Regions from separate parts of the Homo sapiens genome. Here region 1 is linked to region 2. Evidence: read pairs that join two places in POLR2A ChIA-PET (ENCODE). Cell type or tissue: PC-9. All regions are shown on one strand. Links, peaks and the distances in the headings refer to the core of each region. The heading gives the core; the rest is flanking DNA. Region 1 has its middle 140 kb from the start of LINC02450. Region 2 has its middle 70 kb from the start of LINC02450.

Region 1 (10,187 bases), core at 884-8,883, 72 kb before region 2:
AATGCAATGGCGTGGTCTTGGCTCACTGCAAGTTTCACCTCCCAGGTTCAAGCAATTCTCTTGCCTCAGCCTTCCAAGTAGCTGGGATTACAGGTGCCTGTGACCATGCCTGGCTAATTTTTGTGTTTTAAGTAGAGACAGGGTTTCACCATGTTGTCCAGGCTGATCTCAAACTCCTGACCTCAGGTGATCCGCCCATCTCAGCCTCCCAAAGGGCTGGGATTACAGGCGTGAGCCACTGCGCCCAGCGACAAAGGAAAGAATCTTAAAAGCCATGAGGCAAAAGTATCAGGTAACCTATAAAGGAAAACCTATCAGACTAACAGCAGATTTTTCAGCAGAAACCCTAAAAGCTAGAAGGGATTGGGGCCCTATCTTTAGGCTTCTTAAACAAAATAATTATCAACGAAGAATTTGGTATCCAGCAAAACTAAGCTTTGTAAATGGAGGAAAGATAGTCTTTTTCAGACAAACAAAGCTGAGAGAAATCACCACTACCAAACCAGCACTATGGGAATTGCTAAAAGGAACTCTAAATCTTGAAACAAATCCCCAAAACACACCAAAATAGAACTTCCTTAAGCATAAATCTCACAGGACCTATAAAACAAAAACACAAGGGAAAAAAACAAGTTATTCAGGCAACAAATAGCACAATAATAGAATGGTACCTCACATCTCAATACTAATGTTGCATGTAAATGGCCTAAATGCTCCACTTAAAAGATTCAGATTGGCAGAATGGATAAGAATTCACCAACCAACTATCTTCTGTCTTCAAGAGACTCACCTAATACATAAGGACTCACATAAACTTAAGGTAAGGGGGTGGAAAAAGATATTCCATGCAAATGGACACCAAAAACCAGCAGAAGTAGCTATTCTTATATCAGACAAAACAAGCTTTAAAGCAACAGCAAGGAACATGATAGGATGATAAAAGGACTTGTCCAACTGGAAAATATCACAATCCTAAATATATATCTATCTAACACTGGAGCTCCCAAATTTATAAAACAATTACTACCAGAGCCAAGAAATGAGTAGCAACACAATAATTTGGGGGACTTCAATACTCCACTGACAGCACTAGACAGGTCATCAAGAGAGAAAGTCAACAAAGAAACAATGGATTTAAACTATACCCTGGAAAAAATGGACTTAACAGATATTTACAGAACATTCTACCAAACAACTACAGACTATACATTCTATTTATCAGCACATGGAACTTTCTCTAAGATAGGCCATATGATAGGCCACAAAACAACTCTCAATAAATTTGAGAAAATTGAAATTATATCAAGTACTCTCTCGGACCATGGTGGAATAAAATTGGAAATCAACTCCAAAAGGAACCCTCAAAACCATGCAAATACATGGAAATTAAATAACCTGCTCCTGAATGATTGCTGGGTCAACAAAGAAATCAAGATGGAAATTTAAAAATTTTTTGAACTGAATAATAGTGACACAACCTATCAAAGCCTCTGGGATACAGCAAAGACAGTGCTAAGAGGAAAGTTCATACCCTTAAATCCCTACATCGAAAAGTCTGAAAGAACACAAAATCTAAGGTCACACCTCAAGGAACTAGAGAAACAAAAACAAGCCAAACGCAAACCCAGCAGAAGAAAGGAAATAACCAAGATTGGAGCAGAATTAAATAAATTGAAAACAAAAGAAATTCAAAGATAAATGAAACCAAAAGCAGGTTCTTTCAAAAAAATAAAATTGATAGACCATTAGCAAGATTAACCAGAAAAGAAGAGAGAAGATCTAAATAAGCTCAATTAGAAATGGAATGGGAGATATTACAACTGATATCACAGAAATACAAAAGATTATTCAATGCTACTATGAACACCTTTATGCACATAAACTAGAAAACCTAGAGGAAATGGGTAAATTCCTGGAAATATACAACCCTCCCAGATTAAACCAGGAAGAAATAGAAACTGAACAGGCCAATAACCAGCAGTGAGATTGAAATGGCAATAAAAAAACTGCCAACAAAAAAAGTCCTGGACCAGATAGATTAACAGCTGAATTCTATCAGACATTCAAAGAATTGGTACCAATTCTATTGACACTATCTGATAAGATAGAAAAAGAGGAAATCCTCCCTAAATCAGTCTATGAAGCCAGTTCACTCTAACACCAAAACCAGGAAAGGACATAACAAAAAAAGAAAACTAGAAACCAATATCCCTAATGAACATAGATGCAAAAATCCTCAACAAAATACTAGCAAACCAAATCAAACAGCATATTGAAAAGATAATCCACCATGACCAAGTGGGTTTCATACAAGGGATGTAGGGATGGTTTAACGTACACAAGTCAATAAATGTGATACACCACATAAACGGAATTAAAAACAAAAAATCACATGATCTCTCAATAGATGCAGAAAAAGCATTTTACAAAATGTGGCATCATGTTATGGTTTAAATCCTCAGCAAAATCAGCATAGAAGGAACATACCTTAACGTAATAAAAGCCATCTATGACAAACCCACAGCCAACATTATACTGAATGAGAAAAAGCTGAAAACATTCCCCCTAAGAACTGGAACACAGCAAGGATGCTCACTCTCACCACTTCTATTCAACATAGTATTGGAAGTCCTAGCCAGAGCAATCAGACTAGCCAAAGAAATAAAGTGCATCCAAATTGGTAAAGAGGAAGTCAAAGTCAAACAGTCGCTGTTTGCTGATGATATGATCATATACCTAGAAAACCCTAAAGACTCCTCCAAAAAGCCCCTAAAACTTATAAATAAATTCAGCAAAGTTTCAGGATACAAAATTAATGTACACAAATCAGTAGCTCTGCTATACAACAACAGCAACCAAGCTGAGAATCAAATCAAGGACTCAACCCCTTTTACAATAGCTGCAAAAAAAATAAATAAAATACTTAGGAATATACCTAACCAAGGAGGTAAAAGAGATCTAAAAGGAAAACTACAAAACACTGCTGAAAGAAATCACTGATGACACAAACAAATGGAAACACATCTCATGCTCATGGATAGGTAGACTCAATATTCAAAAAAAAAATGACCATACTGCCAAAAACAATCTACAAATTCAATGCAATTCCCATCAAAATACCACCATCATTCTTTAAAGAACTAGAAAAAAAAATCCTAAAATTCATATGGAACCAAAAGAGTCCACATAGCCAAAGAAAAGCTAAGCAAAAAGAACAAATCTGGAGGCTTCACAATACCTTACTTTAAACTATACTATAAGGCCATAGTCACCAAAATAGCATGGTACTGGTATAAAAATAGGCAGATAGACCAATGGAACAGAATAGAGAACCCAGAAATAAAGCCCAGTACTTACAGCCAACTGATCTTTAACAAAGCAAACAAAAACATAAAGTGGGGAAAGGACACCCTATTCAACAAATGGTGCTGGAATAACTGGCTAGCCACATGTAGAAGAATGGAACTGGATCCTCATCTCTTACCTTATACAAAAGCAACTCAAGATAGATCAAATACTTAAATGTAAGACCTGAAACCACAAAAATTCTAGAAGATAACATTGGAAAAACCCTTTTATACACTGGCTTAAGCAAAGACTTCATTACCAAGAACCCAAAAGCAAATGTAACAAAACCAAAGATAAATAGATGGGACTTAAACTGAAAAAGTTTCTGCACAGCAAAAGAAACAATTAACAGAGTAAACAGACAACCCACAGAGTGGGAGAAAAATCTTCACAATTTATACTTCCAACAAAGGACTAATATCCAAATGTACAAGGAACTCTAACAAATCAGCAAGAGAAAAACAATCCCATCAAAAAGTGGGCTAAGGACATGAATAGACAAGTCTCAAAAGAAGACATACAAATAGCCAACAAACGTATGAAAAACTGCTCAACATCACTAATGATCAGACAAATGCAAATCAAAATCACAATGCGATGCCACCTTACTCTTGCAAGAATGGCCATAATCAAAAAATGAAAAGATAACAGATGTTTGCATGGATGTGGTGAAAAGGGAACACTTCCACACTGCTGGTGGGAATGTAAACTAGTATAACCACTATGGGAAATAATGTGAAGATTCCTTAAAGAACTAAAAGTAGAACTACTATTTGATCCAGCAATCCCACTGTGGGGTATCTACCCAGAGGAAAAGAAGTCATTATTCGAAAAAGATACTTGCACACCCATGTTTATACCAGCACAATTCGCAATTGCGAAAATATGAAACCAGCCCAAACGGCCATGAATCAACAAGTGGATAAAGAAATTATGATATATGTGTGTGTGTGTGTGTATATATATATATATATATATACGCGCACACACACACATACATACCATGGAATACTACTCAGCCATAAAAAGGAATGAAATAATGGCATTCACAGTAACCTGGATGGAATTGGAGACCATTATCCTAAGTGAAGTAATTCAGGAATGGGAAACCAAACATCGTATGTTCTCACTCGTAAGTGGGAGCTAAGCTATGAGGATGCAAAGGCATTAGAATGATGCAATGGACTTTAGAGACTAGGAGAAAGGGCTGGGGGGAGGGACAAAAAACTATACATTGAATACAGTGTACACTGCACAGGTGACAGGTGCAGCAAAATCTCAGAAATCACCACTGAGGAACTTATCCATGTAACCAAACACCACCTGTTCCCCAAAAACCTATTGAAATAAATAAAATCTATTTTGTTTGATGCTAAAAAAACCTACTAAAACTATTGAGTAAAATTTAAAAGTTTATTTTAAAGTAAAAAAAATACAAAGTTCAGAGTTTACCAACTATATGTAGAAATGTAAAAGATAAGAAACGTGGCATGTGAATTCAATAGGTGCTATGGTCTAAATGTGTCCTCCAACATTCATATGTTGAATCTTTTTTTTTCTTTTGAGACAGGACTCACTCTGTCACTTATGCTGAAGTGTAGTGATGTGATCTCAGCTCACTGCAGCCTCCGCCTCCTGTGTCCAAGCAATTCTCCCACCTCAGCCTCCCAAGTAGCTGGGATTACAGGCACATGCCAACATGCCTGGATAATTTTTGAGTTTTTTGGGTAGATACAAGGTTTCATTATGTTGCCCAGGATGGTCTCAAAGTCTTGACCTCAAGTAATCTACCCGCCTCAGCCTCCCAAAGTGCTGGGATTACAGGTGTGAGCCACCACACCCAGCCCACATGTTGAAATGTAATCATCAATGTGATAATATTAAGAGGTGAAGTCTTTAGGGGGTGATTAAGTAATGAGGGCTTAGTGCCTTATAAAAGGGCTTATGGGACTGAGTCTGTCTCTTCTGCCACATGAGGACACAGCTTCCATTCATAGGAAGCAGTGTTTAAGTCACCATCCTGGAAGTAGAGACTGGTCCCTCCCCAGACACAAAACCTGCTTATGCTTTGCTCTTGGATTTCTCAGCCTCTAGAATGGTGAGAAATAAATTTCTGTTCTTTATAAATTGTCCATCTCAGGTATTTTGTTATAGCATCACTGACAGACTCAGAGAGTAAGGAAATGATAAATTATTTGAAAAGCACTCTAAAACACAGACTGTATTTTGAAGAACAGAGTCAGGTTCATGCCATGTGCAAAAGTAATGTCTAAACAAAAAATGCAATATAAAATACTATTTAAAAGGATATTTTTGAAAGCCTATAACACAGAAGGCCTTCTAAGCAAAATACATCATTTTAAAATGAGATCAAAAAAATGAGAGATTTGAATATATACATCCTTACTACTAAACAGTTAAATAAATGATAATCAAAATTAGAAGGTGAGTGACAGACTGTAATACAATATATACAATACAAGCAACTGGGAAAAAAGTATTTAGAAAACAGTTCCTGAAAATTAATATGAGAAATTAAGCAACCAAGCAGAAAAAATGAGCTAAGTATATGGAAAAGTAACTCACAGAAGAAATATAAGTGACTAGTCAGTATTTTAAAAGGTAAAATACTTCACCATTGATCAGGAAAATTAAATGAAAATAACAATTTTTTTCACCCAATTGCTTAGTAAAAATTAAATTGATTAATAATCAGTTTTGCCTAGGATATTGGTATAGAGAAGACTCATACTACCAGTATAATTTTAAATTAGATCCCTATTTATTAGTGTGACTTGAAAGTCTCTATGAAAAGCTTAAATGTACAGACCTTAGACTATTAAGCTCTGTTTCTCAGAATCTATCCTGAAAAAATACTTAGTATGTATAGGAAAAACTTTTGCTGCATTGTTTGAAATACAGCACTGAATACTTATCAATTGTGGTATCATATTATTGAATGTCACAAAATCATTTTATATGTTCTGACATGCAAAAATGACCATAATAAATTGATACATGAAAAAAGTTATGCTTAGAATATAAAGTATGATTACATTTTGTTTCTAAAATGCTTAGAAACTATTGAGTGTGCATGGATATGCTCATATGAATCAAAGCATGAGATAAAAAGCAAACCATGAATCAGAAAAATAAATATCAACAATATGGCTGAGTCTGAGTGTTTTGCACAATTTAATGTTTTTTTAGCCATTGAATCTATTGTTCACATTAAATTTTATACAAAATTTTGAAAAGCAAAAGGGAAAAGAAAGCAGAGCTTCTGTTATCGAAACAAGCACTATCCTGTCCCAACAGCCTGAAGCTCCTCTGAGGAACTCCTAGAACTCCTTGGGAAGAAGGTTTGAAAATCACTATGTCTGGCTTAATGCTGATATGCACTAGCAAAGCCTTTCTTGCTTCCTTCTTTTCCACTGCTCCCAGGAAATAGTCAATTACAAAACAATGGCATCCTATGTATTTAGCAACATATTTATATTCAAGAACAACAACAGTGAAAGCAAAAGAAAGGAGAGAGAGAAACCACAGGAATCATTGTTCCATATGACTCCATTCCTGCTTCTACTTGGAAGCCAGGGCCCTACGTAAAGTTAGTGTAAGAGGCAAGAGGTGAAAATGCCATTGATTATTCAGTCTTAGTTCCCAAGTGCTCTCATGGTGTACGTTTCTTGTCATAGTGAATATAATTCTAATATTTAAAAATCCTTTCTTTTTGAATTAAATTACAGGAATGTGTCCCAATGCTGGAGAAGATTATAACTGGGTTGGACTTAGTGAAAGATGAAAATGTTGGTCTTCACTAGCTTTTTCATACGCAATTTTCAAGAGAAAAATTAACTATACAAATTTTTGCCTTTCCCACAACTTGAAATCTACCTGATTCCCATGTAACATGCATTCTCCGCTATATCAAAGGTGGAATTTTAAATCTAGTCAAAGATCAAAGTGGAGAGTTCATTTGAACTAACTATAGGGCAGCAGCCCTCAAAGAGATAAAGGCTGAATCGGAGCAGAGACTTAAGGCTCAGTCATAAATACCATAGAACAAATTGACTCGGACGAGACATGATGGAACTGTAGAGACAGCCAGAGGGAGTCCATCTGGGGAGCTTAGCACAAATCAGAGAACATGGTGTCTGGCGAGAATTTATCATCAGGTTAGGTGCCTGCGGATAGGTGCCCCAAGGACAGATGCATGCTGATGAAGAGTCCAGAACCAGAAAATATGCAGCGATTCCAGCAAGTGACTAGCGTCACAAAGGTGTGGTGCTAAGAGGGTCCAGGCACAGAACTGACATTCAGGGTTAGTGTTTAAGCAAGGCAGAGTCTCAGTCTGAGTAAGACAATCTAACCAGCAGTCAGGAATGTCGGTATGAGACAGGGGCTCCAAACCAAGGCCGACCACCTCCACTCCCCACCGCAGGGACACTTAGCAATGTCTGGAGACACTTTGGTTGTCACATCTGGGGGTACTACTGACATCTAGCAGATAGAGCCCGGTTATGCTACTGAACGAGAAATGACAGAACAGCCCCATCCACCCACCCACCCACCCACCCCTGACACACACATACATACAACAAAGATGTGCATCTCAAAAAAAAAAGTCACTGTTAAGAAACCCTGGTATAGGGAATCAGATAAAACCATAGTTATGGGAACTATGACAAAAAAATCCGGGAACAGGAGTTCTCATGAACAAGGCAGAAATGTGTAAAGGAAGCAAGAGTAATACAACAAACTCGAGTCGGAACTGAGTTACCTGAGCTGTCAAATAGGCTCTTTCATCTCCTTCTGATTAAGGACTATGCAGGTCTTAGGACCCCAAGGAAAAGGCATTCCAGTGGGTTGATCCCTGCTTCACCACTTACTAGCAGAGTGGCCTTGGGCGATTTATTTAATCCCTATACCTCAATTTTCTTTTCTGTAAAATAGGAATAAATAATAGCATCTGCACCCAGAATTGCTATGAGACTAAAATAAGATAAGGCATGATAAGTACTTCTAACATTATGCCCAGCTTATATTACATGGTGGGTAGTTGAGAGCTGGAGATGGGATTCAAATAGTCCAGCTTAGGAAAAGTCTTGAAAATGGAAAAGAGAGAAAAGCAGGGCATTACCACTCCAATCCCCCCAAAAATTACCTGGCAGAGGGTTTTCAGGAAAAAAATTTAATCAGGAATCAGATTTACTAAAATCCAGAATTTTATCATGGGTTAAACTAACAAGAATACCAGAAGGAAAGTGCTCTGATATACAAGGACCTTGTTTAAATTGCTTCAGTCTTTAACTCCTATAACAAGGCTAAACTCCTTTTTTCCTAGAGTGGCTAATTCCAGTACTCTGTTCTCAGCACTGTATCCTGAAATATTCTGGGCCTGATATCTTTTTTTTACTAAATCAAAGATATTCTGGAATGCATTCAATCCCCCTTCTTCTCAAGACATTAAAATACAACGCCAGACTACGGCCTTGGGCATCTAACACAGATGAATTAAGAACTCTGACCATAAAGGCTCTGCTTGTCCTGTTCTACTGCATGATTAGTTTTCTGGAATTTACATAATGAGAAACAAAAGAGAAAACAAAATGAGAGGAAATGGAAAGTCTTTATATTGTGTATTTGTTCCTAAAAGTAGTTTGGCTGGGGTTTCCATCCCCCTGCTGGATCCCCAGACAGATGGAAGGGAACCACCAACATATGCTGGAACTTCATCATCATAAAGATGCCAGTAGAGAAAAAGTCACATCAAGGCCTGTTACCTTGGATCCCATCTGGAAAAAAAAAAAAAAAAAAGAGACAGACAGCAAAATTCTAAAAGGCCGTTCCTATAATATGTTTGGCCTCTGAAGCGCTCCTTCAGCGTGAACCACAAAAATGTCATTCAAAACGTTCCAAAATAGTGTCTCCTACGTTAAAGGAAATGAATATTATCAATCACCAAACACGGAAGTCTTTATACAGTTGAGTAGATGTGTGTATTTGGAAAAAGTGTACTGGTTCACCCAACTGACATATATATGTACCCTTAAACAGTTTAAGATCCAGGATATGATGATTAATATCATGTAACAACTTGATTGGATTGAAGGATACCTAGATAGCTGATAAAGTGTTGTTTCTGGGTGTGTCTGTGAGGGTGTTGCCAGAGGAAATTAACACCTGAGTCAGTAGAAGAGGAAGACCCACCCTCAATCCGGGTGGGCACCATCCAATTGGCTGCCAGCGCAGCTAGAACAAAAGCAGGTGGAAGAAGGTGGGATAAGCTGCCTCCTGAGTCTTCTGGATTTCATATTTCTCTCGAGCTGAGTGCTTCCTGCCCTTAAACATCAGACTCCAGGTTCTTTGGCTCTTAGACTCTTGAACATATCCCATTGGTTTGCCAGGGGCTCTCAGGCCTTTAGACACAGACTGAAGGCTGCACTGCTAGCTTCCCTACTTTTGAAGCTTCGGGACTTGGACTGAGCCACTACTGGCTTCCTTGCTCCTCAGCTTTAAGACGGCCTATTGTGGGACTTCATCTTGTGATCATGTGAGTCAATTCTCCTTAATAAACTTCCTTTCATATATTAGTTCTGTCCCTCTGGAGAGCCCTGACTAATACAAAGGAACTTCACCATTATAAGATGCCAGTCTTTATCATGGGCAATATCTGTGCGGCATGATCACCTGACAAGTTTTGTTTTGTTGGTTTTTTTTTTTTTTTTGAGAGGGAGTCTTGCTGCGTCACGCAGGCTGAAGTCCAGTGGTGTGATCTCAGCTTACTGCAACTTCCGCCTCCCAGGTTCAAGCGATTCTCCTGCCTCAGCCTCCCA
Region 2 (10,187 bases), core at 1,415-9,414:
CGAGTAAGTGAATAATTACACAATGTGATAACCACAATGAAAGAGAGTTACACAGTGTGAATGTAGTACACAACAGTTTGTAAAACACAGCTTCTCAGCAGAATTGCCATTTGAGGTGAAATCTAAAGGAAGGAACGCAATGAACTAGGGCACCAAGAAGAAGTTCCTGGGCGGGGGAAACAGCCAGTACAAAGACCTTGGGGCAGGACAGAACATTCAAGAAACTAGGTCTGGTTTCATGTGGCTGGTTCACAGAAAGAGAAGAATAAGGTCAGATGAGCCTGGAGAGACCCTGAGACTGTAGTATTCTAGTCAAAAACTTTAGGCTTCATCCTAAAAGCAATAAGAAGTCATTAAATCAATCAATTGATTAATTTATTTGTTTAGGGTTCTGGGATTTTTCAAGGATATCATCCTACCATAAGAATCTACATGATATCTAGTGTAGAATTCAAATTCACTAGACCACAAAATAAATACTGCCTGCATCTAATTCAGAATCCAATAACTTTTACGAATGAATAGCTGCCAGATAGGCCTATCCCTTTTTATCCACAAATTCCTCTGCAGACTTTTAGATCCAAATGGTTAAGTATGCTATGTCACTCAAAATGTGTGTTCAATAGAGACAGAAAGCATTTTCAGGATGCTAAGACAGACCCCTGCTTCTCATGTATGTTTACTACAAGAGTAAGATGTTTTGACGTAAAAGCTGAATTTTGGCTTCAAAGGTTCTTAAGAAAGCTACATCTGCACCACTCAACATAGCAATCTGGAAGTTCACATGGCGAGAATTAAGCATTTCTCACTCAGTTATAAACTGTGAAACGCATTTGAAAATATAATTTATAATTAGAATTAGCATTTTGTCATACCTGGCCAGCAGTAGCTATCTGATTACAAACTTACATTTGTTATAGCATGAAGATCATTGAGACGGGTGGTGCACTGCTCTCCATGAGCTGTCCCAGGCTTAGGAAGACACATAAAATGAGGACAAATTCACCTTGGCTCTCAGTACAACACATGTCACATCAGAACATGATTCATCAGATGACAGCTTTAAGACAAGGTTTGGGAAATAGATTTTGATAAAGTTTCCAGAGGCAAGAAACTTCACTAGTAGTCCACAATTCGTTAAAGCTTTTCATCATCCCAACCCATATGCCAGGGATGGCAAAAGCACACTGACCATTTGTTCCATTTAGCAGCATCTTTCTTTTTCTCTTAAATTCACTTCATGAGTGGCATGCGCCCCGCCCCCCCACCGCTTTTTTTTTTTTTTTTTTTTGAGACAGAGTCTCACTCTGTTGCCCAGGCTGGAGTGCAGTGGCGCGATCTTGACTCACTGCAAGCTCCACCTCCCGGGTTCACGCCATTCTCCCTCCTCAGCCTCCCGAGTAGCTGGGACTACAGGCGCCCATCACCACGCCCACGCCCAGCTAATTTTTTGTATTTTTTTTTTAGTAGAGACGGGGTTTTACTGTGTTAGCCAGGATGGTCTCGATCTCCTGACCTCACTGATCCGCCCGCCTCGGCCTCCCAAAGTGCTGGGATTACAGGCGGCATGCCCCTTTTTAAATTAAAATGAGTTTAACTTAAAAGTTTCTCATTTTAAGAATGTTTTGCCACCTTTACAGTTACCAGAAATATCAGAAAAATTTGAGATTTTTGACAAAGTGGAGTTAAGTAATCATTGCTCTTCATCTTCGTCAGGCTCCAAGAACTCTGGACCAAATCAAAGTTTATAAGAGATGGAGGAGGAAACAAATTCTGTGTTAAATATTCAGGGTCAACTGTTTTAGGATCACGAATTTTTGAGATCCTAAGAAAAGCACATGTCTTTAATTCCTAATTTCTGGACTACTAGATAATTCATGTCCTTAATTTTTTATGTTTACCTTTTTGGCCATTATATTACAATTTCCCTCAGATAATTGCTAAGCAAAAGGAAAGCAACAAAATGAAAACAAATCTCTGTGATACCTTGTTAGCAGCTCTTGTAAAAGTTTAGTTAAGGAAACTGAAGTTCTCAGATCCAATAAGACTTCTGCATAATCTGAAGATGGTCTGTTTGCATGCTCTCCCAGTCCCTTGTTAATATATCTAATCAAAACCTTTGCCTACATCTCTCCAGTATTTAAAGAACAAAAAAAATTCACAAGGAATTTTAACAGCTGAACTCGCAATCTATTCGTAATGTGTACAACACAATTTAATCTAAAAAAGTTGAATTGTTTTATGGAAAGAGCACTAGATTTCTGAGTCAGTAAAGCCGGGTTGGCAGCCCCACCTCTGCTAGGAACTTGACTCTTGATTTTTCATAAGAGAAGATTCAGGTCAAATTTTCTCCACTTTTCACAACTGTCCCAAGTAGAATGAGACACCATCAACTTCAGCACTCCACAAGCACTGTTCCCCTATCACTGGTCTATAGTAACAGTTCGTAAACATACAGATGCCTCTCTATTCACCTCCAACCCTCATCCTCACCACCACCTTCAGTTTCCTTGAGAGCAAAAGTAAATGATTCATTTTTATCTCCTTAGTGATTTGAATGGTTCTTGACACATAGAAGGCCTTCGACAAATGTTCATTGGATAAATGGATGGCCATGAATTCTCGCCTAGTCTTATCCAGTAAGAAGTCTTTGTTTCTCTCTAAATTTCTCCAGGTATCCCTTCAGGACTTCTTGCCCTATAGACTGTATTCTGGTTATTACCTGGATAACAGGTTTTGGGCTTAGACTAGTAGAAAATGAATGCACTAACTTCAAAACATCACTTTAAGGTAACAAATTTCTCTAGATCATTTAAGATGGGTTCTTAAATGAATTGAGCTGTGATTCTCTCACTCCCCAGCAGAACATATGTTGCAAACATCCACAGTCATCTTTCTCATCCCACACATTCTTCTAGAACCTTGCCACTCCCTGTCAAAAAGTGGAATGGATGTTCTTCCCGTTTGAACCTAGGGAGGGCCTTTGTGACTACTTGGAATAACAGAGTACAGGGCAAATGATGCTATGTGACTTCCAAAGTAGTTTTTAATAGGCAACACAGCTTCCACCTGGCTCTCTGCCAGGACACTTGTTCTTACAACCCAGCCACCATTTTGTGAAGAAGCCCAAGCTACATACAGAAGGCCACGTCGGGAGGGAGCCAAGCCCACATCCCTCAATCCCATCCAAGCTTCCAGCCAATCTCCAGTACACATTTGCCAGACACGTGTGTCACCTTGAAGCAGACCCTCCAGCCTTTAGTTAATCTACCCTAGCTGACACTGCATGGAGCAGAGACAAGCTTTCCTTTCTGAGCTCTGCCCGAATTACAGATTCATGAGCAAAATAAATGATTATTGTTGTTTTAAGCAACTAGGTTTTGTTTTGTTTTGTTTTTGAGATGGAATTTCGCTCTTGTTGCCCAGGCTAGAGTGCAATGACATGATCTCGGCTCACCGCAACCTGCACCTCCTGGGTTCAAGCGATTCTCCTGCCTCAGCTTCCCGAGTAGCTGGTATTACAGGCATGCCCCACCATGCCCAGCTAATTTTGTATTTTTAATAGAGATGGGGTTTTCTCCATGTTGGTCAGGCTGGTCTCGAACTCCTGACCTCAGGTGATCCGCCTGCCTCAGCCTCCCAAAGTGCTGGGATTACAGGTGTGAGCCACTGTGCCCGACCACAACTAGGTTTTGAAGTGTTCTGTTACACAGCAAAAAAAGGTAACTGGAACAGTAAGTTTGATGGTAAGAGCAAACCACAGGGCTAATTTTATTTTTCAAGTGATTCAAAATGAAACTCAAAATCTAAATGCATTCAAACACTTCACATCTTAAAAGTATTTGTGATGATTGAAAAAAAAAAACCTGAGTATAGATTTACTTTTTAATGGAGGCTTTGTTATATAAAAGTTATTCCTGTCTTATTTCCTACTATTTGGGGTCTTAAAGTAGTAAACTTTTTAAAATTTTACAAGTCCTTTATTTCTGGATGCTATTCCTCTTTATTTCTATTTATAAACAAGTCAGTGTTTGCCTGGGTTTTATCTCTTATTTTCTAATACTTTTTAACTTCAGCTACTAATAGCCAATACACACTACTACCATTCTGTTTTCCAACCATCTCCCCTAGAGGTATGGGCTACATGGGCACATTGCCTTCCAAGTTATCACAGACAACGTTTTACCAATTGTCTTGTCACTGCATAACATGCTCCTGTTTTTCCTGTCTCTGACATTCATTTCCTCAAATCCCACCTCTTGCCACCTTCCACCAACCTCTAAGCCAATTTCACACCTTTTAGGTTGTCTTAAGGCAGAACAACACTTTGTGTCACAGAATATAAATTATGATAATGCTACCTACATAATAATACTTTTCAGTGGCTTAACCAGTGGTGTGCTGGTAAAATGACTCTCTGCAATAAAAGCCCTGATGTATAGCACTTGCCAACCTCTGTATTGTAAGTGCTCCAATCACACTGATTCCAAGCTATCAACTTGATGTCAACTGGCTTACACAATTCCTGCAAATTTAACAGTCAGCTCTTGCCAGCCAGTGAAAGCCAGATAGTTAATTTAAGCACACTAGTGAGCTGAACCCAGTGTATAAAATCCAATCAACAGTGGGAGGGTCTGAAAAAGGGAGTTTGCTTCAGAGGGACCCAGGGTGATAAAGGCTCTGGCACATACAACACATGGTTTTCAAGGTCATTTGGTGCCAAAATTTATCCAGCAGACAGGGAGGAAGGATGATGGAGGATCCCCAGGGAGGATTTTATAGGCCAGGCCTGGAAGTGATGTACATAACTTTCAGTCACATTCCATTTGCCAAAATCTAGTTTATGACTACTCCTAACCACAAGGAACGGAGGAATGTAGTCTAGTCGTATGTCCTGGTGCAAAGGGAAACAGGTTTATCTAACACCTGTCCAGTCTCTGCCACTGAACCCCAGACCCAAGTTCCAGCCCATCATGGTATCATGAATATCTTATCAAGTCACTCTGCACGGGTCAGTTTTGAGAAGGAAATGATGGCCATCACGGTATAAAGCAAGGCCTAGTGTTGTCAGGAATTATACAGTAATTGTAGCTGCAAGCACTTAAGCAGGCCCAGCTCTGATTGGCATCTTCTACCAGGTTCATGGTAGAGGTAAGTTGTTCAAGTTAAGTAACAGAACCCTAGTTTCCTTATCTGTTTATATGATCTTGAACACCCAGGATGACAAGAAAAACATTGAACTTAGAATGCAGAGGAAGTTTCATAATGAGTTCAAATCTTTAAAGAGAGACAGCTTCAGTTTTAGCAGTCAGGGATTCCTATCCCAACTTTGTCACTGTCAGCCCTAAGTTCCTTATATGAAAGTTGAATAATTATACCTAATTCACAGAATAATGATGAGTAGGTTGGATAATTACTACAAATTGCTGGCACATAGTAGTTACTCAAGAAATGTTATTCCTTCCCCCCTCCCCACCTAACAAGGGACACATTCAGCTAAATTCTAGTAGGCAAGGTTCATTGCTGGTGCTCCTCCACAGAAATTTTTAGCACCTCTACCACTTGACATGATCTATAGCAGAATCTGAAGCTTCCCTCTCTTCTCTTTTCCCAAGAAAATTTCTCTGGCCTTCTCATCTGAGTCATGCTTTGTTCTCTACTAACCAGGTTAATGTGTTTAGTAAATTTTGAACATTCTGGAGACATTGTTGTTGCCAAAATAATTGGGGGAAGAAAGTCAGAGATGCTAAACATCCTGCAATAGCCAGGAATTAGACACAAGAGAAAAATTACCCTGCCCATCGTATCAATAGTGCCTCCCACTGTAAGGAATTTAATGGTGAAAATTAAAAAAAAAAAAAAAAAAAGCTTTATAGTGGGGAAACGGAAAGAAGGACTCTTCTGAGACACCATACAATGGCCGTTCTTCTGCCCCTTAGTTTTTGACTCACGCATCTCCACTAAGGTGATTCTACAAGAGAGAAAGCCTCGCACTTTTCTCCTCCACCAAGTAGCTGGACTGCACTTCACCCCACCCCCACCCCAGGAGTACTGTGACCACTTTTTCTATGCATCTGACCTCATGATCCAAGTACACAAAATAAACTCTGTGGGAATCATCCCAAGGGTTAAAGCCATTTCTTTCCACTTAAAATGGTGATGACTGACCTGGGAAGCAATAATTAAGTCTGAGTATAGATAAACAATAGGCAAGCTTGCACAACCAAATTCCTCATTGCAATCAGGTCAAAGTTAAAACTAATGACAAGCTGTGTCAAAAATAATGACACATAAAAACCTCTCAGTCAAGTGTGTTTAGTTCACAGATAGTCACTTTTAAGCATAAAACAGGTCTCCTATTCATTTGGATGTCATGAAATGGCAAAGTTGATACTGCTTAATGTAGGAAACTATTAGCTGATGCATATTTAGATTTCTGTTTAAAAACCAGAGTGTTAAATATCTTCCCCTAAAGAGACTTTCAAGTTGATCAAAGATACAGGATTGTCCTAATTCTTTTCAAATGCAGACCATCTTTAAAAAGTTAGAGCAGGAAACGTGTCCACGATTAAATAAAGTTAGATCTCTTATGATGCTTGCAATTTAAGATTTTTATCTTTTTGATGGGACTAATCCCAAAGCATTTTATTACTGGGTGAAGTCCCTTTTTCCATAGCATGGGTTCTGAGTCCAAGACCCAACAGGTCACAATTTTGCCTTTTATAATACACTTATATATGATATATAATATAAAATATAATAATATTTATGGAATAAAACTGCTCCAAGGCTGAGCTGAAAAGCACAGAAGGTGCTCAAGTGCTGCACTCCGCCTGCAATCCTGTGCATTCACAGACACTGGGCATCAGGCCTTCTGGCCCCAAACCAAGGAAGTTGCTTAAGAAAGAGCTGGCCCATTCCTGGGGTCATTTAACCTTCACTCCTCAGACAGAGCTTGTTTAAGCATTTTGCTCCTCAGATCCAGATTTTGGTCCCTGGTTCCTGAGGGACCTTTAAACCCCTAGTTTCTTGTCTTACGACCCACAGAGGACCTCTCTGATTAGAATGGAACAAGCAGATGAAGCTGGACCTGAGCGTTTTTCCATGAGCCTGAAATCTCTGTTGACATCTCCTCTGCCTCTCAGCCAGGACATTTTGAATCAGCCAGAAACTATCTGATTTCTCCATTTGATGTGATTACCTGAACACAGTGTAGCAGGAGGCCTAGACAAGATGCACAGGGTTGTTGTGAACTAAAGCTCCTTATTCCTTGAGATTAAAAGATACATGGTAATTCTGCCGCCCGAGGCCAGAGGCATCGAGTTTCTCTCAGTACAGACTTCCCCCACATTGGAAAGGAACTGTCATTAAAAACATTATTAAAGATCTGTCTCCCACGGGGGGCCCAATGGCCCCTCAGTCAGAAACCAGTGCTTTGCTTTTCTGCTGCCCACTGGCTCTTTGTTTGGAATCTAGACACCATCCCAAGTTGGAGGAGACTGGCCATAGGCTCACTGGGTCCTTTCTCAGAATTCCCACCAAGATGCTGCCTAGTAAAGGGATTGCAAACACCAGTCTTTTCCTCTATGCCAACGACTTAATTATAAGGAGCAGTCTCAAACCTTGCCGCCTTGTATCTCACAACCATCTGTGAGAACCACATCATTGCCTCTATTTTGCAGATGAGAAAACTGTGGTCTAGCTTCCATAAGTGACGAAGGGTCAAAGGAAGAGAAGTATCCAAACAAAGAGTGCAACCCAAATTATCTGGCTCCAAGACCAATGCTCCTGGCCATGCCCCTGCCCTGCAGCTGGCTTCTCAAAGCCTCCCTTCCTGGCAGCAACAGAGAGCGCCTGGCCATGCCTTCGTTCTTGTTTACTGGAGAGTTGACGGCAAGAAATCAGCAAGTATTAACCTGCAACTAACATAGGTCTCATCAGCTTTGTACATGAGTTTTTTTAATCGGACAAATCTAAATAAGACACTCATGTGGGTATTTATTGTAATTCAGCCTCCAGACCACAACTGGAGAGCATGTTGCTGCTGGTTCTTAGCAGGTCAATTAGTGGGTGGATGCTGGCATCCTCCAGGAACCATATCCTGCTTTACAATATTTAGCCTGCTCATATGCCTGTAAATTATAGGAATTGAAATACAACATATTATATACCCAGGTCCACACAACCAAAGGGAACCACCCTAATTATATTCAGTTAAAAATGGCCCAGCTCAGTCCTGAATTGTTTAGGTAATTAAGGGCAAGCCAAAGCTATTTGTCTGAATTACCCAGTAGCACGTGATTTTCTGTGCTCTCTGGACAAGTCTTGTAAACTCAAGTCATGCTTTTGTGTACTTCATATACTTTTATCATTACAGGTTGATGTGATATACTCTTATCTTTACAGGTTGTGTACTTCATATATGTTTATCATTACAGGTTGATGTGAATTTTCATATTTTATAGGCTCAGTTATTCCTGTGGGTATTTCCAATCTTAAATTAAGTGCTTATTTCACAAACCACAATTTCAACCATTCCAAGATCCATCGCTAAAGTGGTTTATACTTTAAACAACTTGAAAACATATAAAGTTGTCAATTCACTCTTCTGCCTAGGATACTAACTTCACACCCAACCAGCAGCATGTGCAGACCATGTCAGAGAAGCATGAGACAGAGAGGGGCTCCTCCACTGTGGAGGGAGGAGACCCTGATAGTTATTTTAGGGGACTTTGTCATTCATTTCATTTCGTTACTCTTGCCATCAAGTTGCAATTTCCTCTTTTTCTGCAACTAAATCATTCTGAATATGTTAACCCTAGGACACTATACCTTTTACATCCAACAGAGGGGAGAAATATAATAAAGTAAAAGTGAGCAGACCTGCCCTTCCCTTCTATATGCAGGCAACAATGGGATATATTGGATATTACTCTCCGATTCTTTTTAGCGTAAAGTTTTCCTGCATCAAATCACTTTTCCTCCTGCTGCCTGCAGCTGAACAGACAGCTGGAAGTCAGCTGCGTAGCGTCTAGCGTAATTGGTTTTTAAATGTGTCACTGTTAATTGTGTGACATTGTCTCTCATTCTGTTTTGTGAATGGACTGTGCTGGATGCTAGAGCTAGGCAGACAGCTCAGCAATTTGCCACTGTGGCTTTTCTAGACAAGCAAACTTTTCCTCTCTTATCCCTGCAATCAAGGGTAGAAAACCAGTGGAGGAGCTGGGAAAAATCCTAATTCTTGAAGATGTCCCAGAGCTGAGGCTCTTACTCAGGTACCGTTGTCCCAAACCATCAGAGCTCTCTCCAAAACTGACGTCCAGTGTCATCCTCGTTCATGGTTGTGGTCACCCACATGAATTCTTTCTATTGCCCCTCCCAGAAAAGGTCTTCACGTTTATGATTGTATAGCCCAGTCATTAGAAATGTCTGAGAGAGAATTCCACTCTCAGGTTGCATCGTGTGGTTATGAACTTCGTTTGATCACTGCTCCATCAATTTGACATTAACTGCTGCAATTTACAACCACTCCAGCTTTCTACCTATTACTGTACCTTCTGCAAGTGAAAAAAAGAAAAAAGGGGGTAGGGGAGACCTCTGCTGCCCAGGGGAAGTTTAAAAGAATGTGATGGCTTGTTAAAACCTGACAGGGGATCACTGGGGGAAGGGGATCACTGAAGACAACAAACCAAGCCTGGTAATGAATAATGTCTTGCTCCCCGCTGTGAACACCAGTGACCTGACCTGTCCAGCAAGGCAGAGGAGTGAATAATTCACCGTGCGAGTCATAGGCCTCCTGGTAGGCCACAACATTGCTTTGTCTTACAAATATGTTCTCCCACAGAATCAGACCTGACAGGCTGGTTCGTTCAAGAAATGTTTAAACAAAAGCCTTGTGTGAGGGAAAGAGCACTTTGTGATTTTGGCCCAGGGCTCCCAGCGCTGAAGTTTCTGGTGAGCACTTAGCTGGTTAATAAATCCACAAGCATCAAAGCAAAGGTAATCAAAAATGGAACTGGTCAGAAGATGCGGAGGCCCTGCTCCTGTCTGATGAAAGTGTGATGAAGTCAGACAAAAATCCATTTTCACCACATATGCAAATTGAAGTCACATTCATTGTCTGACTTGAACCCACAAAGTGAAGAAAGTATAATGCAGCTGGGAATTCCAGGTGACCACTTGACCTT

What was found. ChIA-PET counts read pairs that join two places held together with the same protein. Peaks named below come from ENCODE experiments on the same cell type or tissue, not always from the same donor. Only the 100,000 strongest peaks of a DNase experiment are listed, where the experiment ranks them.
Region 1: POLR2A ChIA-PET joins it to region 2 with 24 read pairs; 2 of 35 experiments call an interaction of 5 or more read pairs at or near these places.

Annotation. Positions count from the first base shown.
Region 1 is chr12:42,827,916-42,838,102 of GRCh38, reverse strand. No RefSeq gene overlaps it. Among named protein-coding and RNA genes, the nearest start is that of LINC02450, 140 kb to the right of the region's middle. In PC-9, for the core only: no CTCF peak of the experiment used is centred there; no DNase peak of the experiment used is centred there.
Region 2 is chr12:42,756,775-42,766,961 of GRCh38, reverse strand. No RefSeq gene overlaps it. Among named protein-coding and RNA genes, the nearest start is that of LINC02450, 70 kb to the right of the region's middle. RefSeq lists a silencer at 3,710-3,799 and an enhancer at 9,596-10,187. In PC-9, for the core only: no CTCF peak of the experiment used is centred there; DNase peaks (open chromatin) are centred at 4,891, 5,191, 6,231 and 6,891; H3K4me3 peaks cover 160 bases; H3K27ac peaks cover 3,187 bases.